Regions from separate parts of the Homo sapiens genome. Here region 2 is linked to region 1. Evidence: read pairs that join two places in POLR2A ChIA-PET (ENCODE). Cell type or tissue: OCI-LY7. All regions are shown on one strand.

What was found. ChIA-PET counts read pairs that join two places held together with the same protein. Peaks named below come from ENCODE experiments on the same cell type or tissue, not always from the same donor. Only the 100,000 strongest peaks of a DNase experiment are listed, where the experiment ranks them.
Region 2: POLR2A ChIA-PET joins it to region 1 with 6 read pairs; 3 of 35 experiments call an interaction of 5 or more read pairs at or near these places.

The regions. Positions count from the first base shown.
Region 1 is chr22:35,742,346-35,747,345 of GRCh38, forward strand. RBFOX2 (RNA binding fox-1 homolog 2) reads right to left here. Exons shown (of 14, transcript NM_001349999.2): 12 at 4,128-4,216; 13 at 3,578-3,650; 14 at 1-1,904. The coding sequence ends at 1,860. Among named protein-coding and RNA genes, the nearest start is that of APOL5, 27 kb to the left of the region's middle. In OCI-LY7, no CTCF peak of the experiment used is centred here; DNase peaks (open chromatin) are centred at 2,046, 2,355, 4,196 and 4,748; H3K4me3 peaks cover 3,136 bases; H3K27ac peaks cover 3,449 bases.
Region 2 is chr22:35,802,543-35,807,542 of GRCh38, forward strand. All of the region lies in intron 3 of RBFOX2 (RNA binding fox-1 homolog 2), which reads right to left. Among named protein-coding and RNA genes, the nearest start is that of APOL5, 87 kb to the left of the region's middle. In OCI-LY7, no CTCF peak of the experiment used is centred here; no DNase peak of the experiment used is centred here.

The sequences.
Region 1 (5,000 bases):
TATTCTACACAACAGGTCAACGCCCTCTCAGATATATCACTCTGCTTACAAAGAATGCTTGATGCTGTCATAGGTCAGTCATTTTAATTCAGGGACATGAGTCAGTTATCAGTCAAGAACATGTGTGGAGGCAGGAGTTAAAAACAAACCCAAAACAAACCCATAACCAGAAGCTCCATGTCTCTGAATTACTCCCTTTAGCAGCTGTCCCTTGGGTGAAAGGTCACCCTAGTACCAATGTGACTAGACCAGGGAGCCAAAAAGACCGTGCTTTTCTATTTCCTAATGCCTTCATTTGGGAAATGCTGTAGGACACTTGCTTTTATCAGTTCTATCTAACAGCTAGAAGAGAAACACTCCCTCCTACCTTGATAACATAGAAAATTACAGCCAGATGGCAACGGCAGTGACTCACTGCGCGACTCTTTCTGGTGATATAGAAGACCCTTGCCATCGCAGACCCTCCTTCCAATATGGGAGGGCAGCAATCTCAGGGCCTCTGCATTTTATGTCCTGTAGTGTTAATGTGTACAAAGTGGTCCGGGTGCTCAGCGGGGTGTTTTTGGAGGACAGTGAGAAGCTCAGCGGGATAGCCACAGGCTCAAGACTGTGGATAGAGAAGTGACTCATAAAGGCTCTGGAAGATGAAAATTCCTATGGCTTTGGAGCAAGTACAAAGTGCCTCTGCCTGCCCTTCCATGTCCTCATCACCAAAACTTCCAGGGACTACTGACCTAGGACCTGGTACTCTATCTTTCCCCAGCAGATTCTTTATTCTATTTTTTAAACTTTGTACTTTCTGAGGCAAGAAAAAAGTAAGAAATACCAGATCTTCTAATATTCCTTTTCCCTTCCTCACCCTCTTTAATGGCTGTCAACAATTTGTACTTCTAATCCTCAAGACATCTGGGGGAAATCTGGTCACTGGCTTATTCACTTTTCTGTCCCTGGGTCCTAAATTCCTGAATCTTATGGACATGAGAGCAGGGTGTTAATAAAAGAATACATGAGCTAAGCTGTGGTTCAATTAAAGGAGAAGAAGCCTAGAAGGAATGCTAGGTTACAGGAACAAAAAGAAATGATCTTTTTCATACTCCAGAGTTCATTCTGAGATCGGTTTCCTAATGAGGTGTTTATTATCCACTGTCTGAGAGCACGTTTGGAAATATCAATACTATAATTCCAAAAACTATGCCAGCTGTCTCAGGCTGTGCGTGTAAGATGATTGTAAAAAGAACGGAGAAGACAGGAGGGAAGAGGAGAGGAAAGCGTCTTTTTAATTCTCCTGCTTTGTAAGCACAAATTCCTATCTATCAGCATGTGGATTCCAGCCACAGCCAACCAGAATTGCCTGTCAAAGACCAGAAACTCAGAAGACTAGAAGAATATCCTGTTGCAGAAAGATCTCTTCCACTTCTGCTTGTCCCCCAGTCATTCAGCACCAGATACACTTTGGTAATTCTGTCTGCTGATTTCTGATCAGATGCATTTATCGGCTCCTAATGTCTCTCCTTCCTCCTTGACTGCCTCTTCCGTGATTGATAGAATAAGCTAAGCACGGACATACAGACATGGAAATGCATTATTTTTTTTTTTTTTACCACAGTTTAAAAAAAAAAAGAAAAAAATGCACAATCTTTGGAACAAAAGAATTAAAGGCAGAAATTTAAAGGAAAAATACATATTCAAAGAACATAGTGAGGTATAAAAAAGTATTCTTTCTTTTTTTGTGTTTTTTTTTGTTTGTTTGTTTGTTTTTCCTCTTCATCTTGCTATAGAGTTCCTCTACTAGTAAATATTGCAATAGCCAGGCCTCATGAACTGGGGGGCTGTCCCATTTGCAGGGGTCTCACGTCACTTCAGTAGGGGGCAAATCGGCTGTAGCCACCTCGGTATAAACTCGCCTGCAGTAATTAAAGAGATAAAAATAATTAAAAGGTTGATGAGAGAAGCATTAACAGTGAAGAAAAATGTCCAGAGAGGGATCTAGAAACAGCCTGCTTCGAAGCCTCAAAGCAACTGATCAAGCATTGCCTTGTGCAGTGAAGTCAGGAAACCAACTTCTGCTTCTAAGGTGCTCAGACCAGAGCCCAACACATTTATTGCTGACCTGATATTCTCAAGGAGAGTATGACGACATTTTATTTCATTATTTACATGAATTAGCACAGAAGGGAAACAATACACAGTTGAAAACAAGTTCCGCAAAGAGTTTGATTTTTAAAAGCACAGGTTTTTGTTTACCTTGATACAGCCTTATAATCCTGGTGGAAAACAGATCACCAGTTTCTCCTTCTCACATATGACCCATCGGCAGTGCACGTTACTTCTGACACGATCCCTGCCATGTGTGGTCACAGCCCATGTTTGAGATGGTGCCACATCTAAACCTGAGCCAGTCTTTAATAAAGTCTGTTTCCTCTATCATCTACGAAGCACACCAACTAGGCTGTTTCTTGACATATTCACATTTACATATCTAGCTGGGGTTTTAACTAGGCTTTATTCCTTTATGTTTATCAAATGACTTTATCTAATGGCTTATCTCTTTCAATTAGAAGTTTCCCAGGAATGCATCTTTCTCAGGTCATTCTTTTAGCATAGGACTTATATCATTTTAGGACGAAATACAACCTCAGGCACTTCTACCACTGCCGTTATATTGTAATGCTCTACTTCATTTATAAACATATATTCCCTCAGGGCCCCCTATTACTTCCTTCCACAAATCTTCATCAGTAGAAATTTGGTGTGAGAAGTAGCTTTCTCATATTCCTTTAGGTCTTACATTTTACATTTCATTCTGTCTCCTTTTCAAACAACTCTACCCATGTCCAGAGGTAGTTGCCCAGTTGCATTTTGGATTAGAGAGAAAGCCCTGGCAGAGGTGTCACTGTGGAATGGCCTGTCTTTGTTGCAGCCTGTGAGTCCTAATCACTGAAACTGGAGGCATCCAAGCCAACACAATAATACTGCAGTGAGGTGGTTGGTCAGAAGAAATTATGCTAGTTCTATGGACTTCTTCGATACTTCTATCAACAACACCATATTTTGCCACAATTGTTATCAATAATCAATAATAAAATATCCTATAAAGCATTCACTTAGGAATTTCTAGTACTATCTACCAGAAGGCTTAGGAAGAGCAGAGACATCCTTTAGATTTGCATTTGAAACTTAAGTTTTTGAAAAGCTTACTGTGAATACTACAGCCTTATGCTCCATGCTCCTTTGCCAACACCTATCAATGAAACTATGCCACAGGTATGCACTCAACATTTGAACCAATAGAAAACATTCACCAGTTCCCCTATTTCTCTCGCAAATCATGCCACTACTCGGGGCATATTATCAATGATCATTCCTTTCTGCTGCCCTTAACTAGGCCATGTGGCTCACATTATAATAACACACAAATAAAGAGGGTGACATGAAACTTCCAGGTAGATCTATGTGGCTTTAATACCTTGATGGTGGATGAAAGGCTGAATTTACTACCTCCCTAGATCTTCTGTAGTCTACGGGTAAAAGAAGGAATGAAATGGTTTTATAAAGCAATGGTATATTATATACTTACCACAGCGCCAACTCCATAGCTAGCGGCAGGGGCAAGGGCATGGTAGGGGTCGGCTGTGTACACCCTGCCATAACTGGAAAGAAGAAACACAATCAGACAGATAAAGAAAAGTGTATGATCTAAAAAAATTAAAGGGATTACTGTGCTTTAAGACTTGTGAGTCACTTGGTCTTGGATTATCATAAGGAAACTGGAATTACAAGGAATAGGAAAAAACCTTTCTATTTCTACTCCCAAATGCAATAACTGAAAAAAATCTGAAGTACTTCCATAAAATGGAAAAGAAAGGAGTTGGAGATGAGGAAGAGAGGGACTGGAGTCAAAGTCAAAGAAGAGATGAGAACAAGAAAGAGGGAGTGGAGGACAGAGTCGGTGCCTTGTGCTTTAGGCATGACAGAGGCCATCAAGAGGTCTGCAGAAAGCCCAGGCTGGCAAGATGCCCGATGTGCTAAGAGCTGCTGTGGAAATGGTGAAGGGAGGAAAATGGGTGACATTTTGGGATGGAACAGCTCTCATGCATCCCAAAGCTCACCACTGTCTCTGTACATACCCGTCACTGTAAGCGGCTGCAGCGGCTGCAGCAGCGGTGGCTGCGGTTGCAGTAGCAGGCTGTGCATATCTGTAGGCTGCATATCCACCCTACAGGAGAGAAGAGAACTGACTTTACAGATACCTCTCCCCCCAGGTGTACAGAAAAACACACACCCGCCCACACACAGACGTACACACATGTAGACACAGGGACTGACACAAACATAGACACACACATGGGAAGAAAATGTTTCAAACTGCATCAGTCTGCATGTTATTATTCCTCCAATAAAAAATTAAGCCCTACGATATGCAAGGATTTGCTTTCCAATTTGTGATAGTATTAAAAGTAAAGTTTGGTAGTACCTGTTAAATACAAGGAATGAAGATATGATTTTGAATCTGTCTTACTTCACAGTCTTTGTTGGAACTTTCAAAAGCGAAAATATTTACAGCAAGTTGGGAGCACTCTGACAAGAAATATAAATTATAAAGTTAAAATATATGAAATCTGTATGTGTTGACTTCAGATTCTCTAACGTGTTCTTGGATTGATTCATTAATAAGAGACTACAGCATGTAACAGAAACCTCTGCTCCATCCGGCCTAGCATGTTTGCCAAGAAGCTAAGATAATCAGGTAATATTTAGAAGGAAAAACAATGTAGATCAGGGGTCAGCAAACTCTGGCCTGTGAGCCAATGCAGCTTGCCACCTGTTTTTGAAAGTACTTGTGACAGAGACCAATGTCCTACAAAGCCAAAAATATTTACCACTTGGCCCTTTACGGAAAGTTTGCCAACTCAGATCTACATTTCATACTTGAGCAAATCAATTACAAATTTCTGAGGATTCTTTGGCTGGATTCAAATAGATCAGGAACCCTGCTTCTA
Region 2 (5,000 bases), 60 kb after region 1:
AGGGCTGGGACCATAAAAACCAGCAATTTTCACTGCCAGAGAGGGCAGATCTGACTTGGGACAAGGGGGAGATTGAAGGAGTGGTAGAAAATCCATAGCTCTGACAGCTAAAAGGGGCCAACCTGGTGGGAACCTAACAGGGAGAAGACATTCTTCTAGCTTGAGGCTGTGGTCTGAAGAGGGTGCAGTGGAAGACCAGCTAGAAATCTGAAGGGGAGATCCTGGAAAGAAAAGAGTCACAAAAGGGCCAGATATGGTCTCCTCACATCCCTGGGTGGCTGTGAAACTACATGGATGAGGAAGGGAGACATAAGAGGTCTCAACAGAAAGAAAACCCAAGGCAGGCTTAAGAACTGGCTGAACTTTCCATGCACTTCCCAATCAACCTGGATCATCAGAGGGTGAAAGCTCAATAAGCTTCAGGTGTTTGAACACCACCTCTGCACTAGTCACAGGCTAACCATTAAGCTAGGAAGACACGGGTGCCTCCTAGCCAGGCTAAAAACAATAAAACAACAAATGAAAATCAATAAGCAGAAACACTAGTGGCCGTATACTGTGTGGGAGTCACATGTCATAGTTTAAGTATGGGCAAATTACTTAAAACACACACACACACACACACACACACACACACATGCCCATCACAGAAAAATAAATAACACCCCACAGTCACTACAATGCATTACTAAAATGTCCAATTTTCATTAAAAAATTACAAGCATGCAAAGAAACAGAAAAGTGACCCAGATTCAAGAAAATAAGCAGTAACTAGAAACAGACTAAGGCCCAGATGTTGGATTTAGCAGACAACGTTAAAGCAGTAAATACAAATATATTTTTAAAATTAAGGCTGGGCATGGTGTCTCACACCTGTAATCCCAGCATGTTAGGCAGCTGAGGCGAGAGAACTCCTTGAGCCCAGGAGTTCAAGACTAGCCTGGGTAACATAGCGAGACCCTGCCTCTACAAAAAAATACAAAAATTAGCTGGGTTTGGTTGCATGTGCCTGTAGTACCAGCTACTCAGGAGGCTGAGGCAGGAAGATCACTTGCGCCCAGCAGGTCAAGGCTGCAGTGAGCTGTGATTACACCTCTGCACTCCAGCCTGGGTGACAAAGTGAGACCCTATCTCAAAAAATAATAATAAAAATTAAAGAAAAATATGAGAAGAAATCTCAGTAGAAAAATGTAAATGGAAATTCCAGAGTTGAAAAGTATAATAACTGAAAGAAAAAAAATCACTAGATGGGCTCAACAGCAGATTTGGGATGGCAGAACAAAGAAGGAGTGAACTGAAAAAGAGACCACCAGAAATTATCCAATCTAAAGAACAGAAGGAAAAAAGATCCAAGAAAAATGAATAGAACTTCAGATTTTGTTTAGGTTCAGACTGAATTTTTTTAAGAAACAAAAACCCCTATGGGAGAACACCAAGTATTTTAATTTATGTGTTGGCTGGGCGCAGTGGCTCATGCCTGTAATCCCAGCACTTTGGGAGGCCGAGGCAGGCAGATCATGAGGTCAGGTGTTTGAGACCAGCCTGGCCAACATGGTGAAACCCCATCTCTACTAAAAATACAAAAATGAGCTGGGCATGGTGGTGCATGCCCATAATCCCAGCTACTTGGGAGGCTGAGGCAGGAGAATTGGTCGAACCTGGGAGGCAGAGGTTGTACTGAGCCGAGATTGCACCACTGCACTCCAGCCTGGGCAACAGAGCAAGACTTCATCTCGGGGGAAAAGAAAATTATGTGTAATCAGAGGCCCAGGAAGAGAGAAGAAAGGAAAAAAAAATTTGAAGAAATTATGGTGAAAAACATCCCAAATTTGATGAATATATATTTCAAAATCTCAAGAGAACCCAAGTATGATAAAAACAAAGAGATCCACTCCTAGACACATCATAGAGAAACGGCTCAAAGCCAAAGACAAACAGAAAATCTTGAAATCAGCAAGAGAAGAACAACTCATCACCTACAGGGGGACCAACACCAGGGTTAACAGCTGACTTCTCATCACAATCAGCTGACTCCCATGGGAGTGGTCCATGGGATGACATATTTAAAGGGCTGGGGGGTGGAGGAAGAAACTGTCAACCAAGAATCCTATAGCTAACAAAACTATCATTCAAAACTGAACACATAAAAAAACAACATTCCCAGATAAACAAAAACAGTATTTGTTTCCAGCAGGCCTAAAAAAAAATACTAAAAGAAGTCCTTTGGACTGAAAGGAAATGACACTGCATAATAACTTGGACCTATAGGAAGACATGAAGATCACTAAAAATAGTCAAAAAATAAAATAAAATGAATCCTGTCAAGAAACTGAAAAAAGCCACAGACTGGGAGAAAATACTTGGAAAAGACTTATCTGATAACGGACTGTTATCCAAAATATACAAAGAATTCTAAAATCTAATAATAAGAAAACAAACAACCTGATTAAAAAGTAAGACAAAGGCTGGGCGCGGTGGCTCACGCCTGTAATCCCAGCACTTTGGGAGGCCGAGGCGGGCGGATCACGAGGTCAGGAGATCGAGACCATCCTGGCTAACACAGTGAAACCCCGTCTCTACTAAAAAAAACACAAAAAATTAGCCGGGCGTGGTGGCGGGCACCTGTAGTCCCAGCTATGCGGGAGGCTGAGGCAGGAGAATGGCGTGAACCCGGGAGGCGGAGCTTGCAGTGAGCCGAGATCGCGCCACTGCACTCCAGCCTGGGCGACAGAGCGAGACTCCGTCTCAAAAAAAAAAAAAAAAAAAAAAAAGTAAGACAAAGACCTTACCAGATACCTCACCAAATAAGATATAAAGATAGCAAATAACCACATGGAAGGATATTCCATGTCATATGTCATCAGGGAAATGCAAACTAAAACAACAATGAGATACAACTACATATCTATTAGAATGGCCAAAATCCAGACACCAAATGCTGGCGAGGATGTGGAGCAGCAGGAACTCTCATTCATTGCTGGTGGAAATGCAAAACGGTAGAGCCACTCTGGAATGTAGTTTGGTGGTTTCTTATAAAATTAAACATACTCTTATCATATGATCCAGCAATCATGGCCCTTGGTATTTACCCCAAGAAGTTCAAAACTAAGTCCACAAAAAACCCTGCATATGAATGTTTACAGTAGCTTTATTCATAACTGCCAAAATCTGGAAGCAACCAAGATGCCCTTAAATTGGTCAATGGATAAACAAACTGTGGTACATACAGACCAATGGGTTATTATTCAGTGCTGAAAAAGAAATGAACTATTAGGACTTGAAAAGACACAGAGGAAACTTAAATGCATATTACTAAGTGAAAGAAGCCAATCAGAAAAAAGCTACATACTGTGGGATTACAACTACATGAAATCCTGAAAAAGGAAAAACTATGCAGATAGTTAAAAGATCAGTGGTTGCCAGGGGTTGGGTTGTGGGGAGGAGAGAGGGATAAACAAGCAGACCACAGAGGATTTTTAGGACAGTGAAATTACTTTTTGTGATGCTATAATGCTGGCTATATGCTATACATTTATCCAAACCCACAGAACGTACACCAGTAAGAGTAAACTCTAACAGACTTTAGGTGATAAAGATGTATCAATACAGGTTCATCAATGGTAACAGGTGTACCACTCTGGTGTGCAATGTTGTTAGTGGGGGAGGCCATGCATGTGTGGGAACAGAAAGTATATGGGATAAGTCTGTACTATCTTCTCAGTTTACTGTGAACCTAAAACTGCTCTAAAAAAGGAGATCTTAAAAAAAAAAACAACGTAAGATTGTTTAAAGTAATAATTATAATAGTGTATTGTTATATATCTAAAATATACAGGTATAATATGTATGACAATAGCACAAAGGCGCGTGGGGAATGAAGCTATATTAGACCTAAGCTGCTATATTTAACCAGAATAAGACACACATGCATGTGCACACACACAACCATTAGTAATAAGTTGTGATAAGTCAAAGATGTAATTCCTTGAGAAAGCACTAAGAAAATACAAGAAACACCAGCACAAACAAAAAATAACTAAAGAAAAAATATCACAAATGGATGTAAAAGGTACAAAAATTATTTAACAGGAATCAGTAAAGAAGGAACAAAGGAACAATAAAAGGCATGAGACAGTAAAATGACAGACATAAATCTACCTACATTAATAATTACATTAAGATGCAAATTGACCAAATGCTCCAATAAAAAGACAGAAATTTTCAGACTGGATGAAGAAGCAAGAAGCAGGATCTAGCTGTGCACTTTTTTCGGGGAGTGGGGGACGGAGTCTCACTCTGTGGGCCAGGCTGGAGTGCAGTGGCATGATCTCAGTTCACTGCAACCTCCGCCTCCCCAGTTCAAGCGATTCTCCTACCTCAGCCTCTGAGTAGCTGGGATTACAGGCGCACACCACCACGCCCGGCTAATTTTTGTATTTTTAGTAAGGACAGGGTTTCACCATGTTGGTCAGGCTGGTCTGAAACTCCTGACCTCAGATGATCCAGCTGCCTCGGCCTCCCAAAGTGTTGGGATTACAGGCGTGAGCCACCCCACCTGGCCCTTTCTTTTTTAAATTTTGTTAAATAAGAGATATACTTCAGATACAAAGCAGTTGAAACAAAATGACAGAAAAAAATATGTAAACAGTAACTATGAGAAGGCTGAAGTGATTACATTAATATCAGACAAATAGTTTTACTATTTCTTGGTTAACTATAAGCCAAGAAATAGTAAAAGAGACAAAGAGGGACATTTCATATTGATGAAAAAACCAATTGGTTAAGAATATTTTGTTGGAAAGACTGTCTAGTAAACCATAAAACAAGTCTCAATAAATTAAAAAAAATTGAGATCATGTGAAGCGCCAAAGAAATTAAATTATAAATCAATAAAAGAAAGAAATTTGGGGGAAATCCCCAAACATTTGGAAAGGAAACAACATACTCCTATGCAACCCAGGAGCAAAGAAGAAACCACAGGAAAAATTTTTAAAATGTCT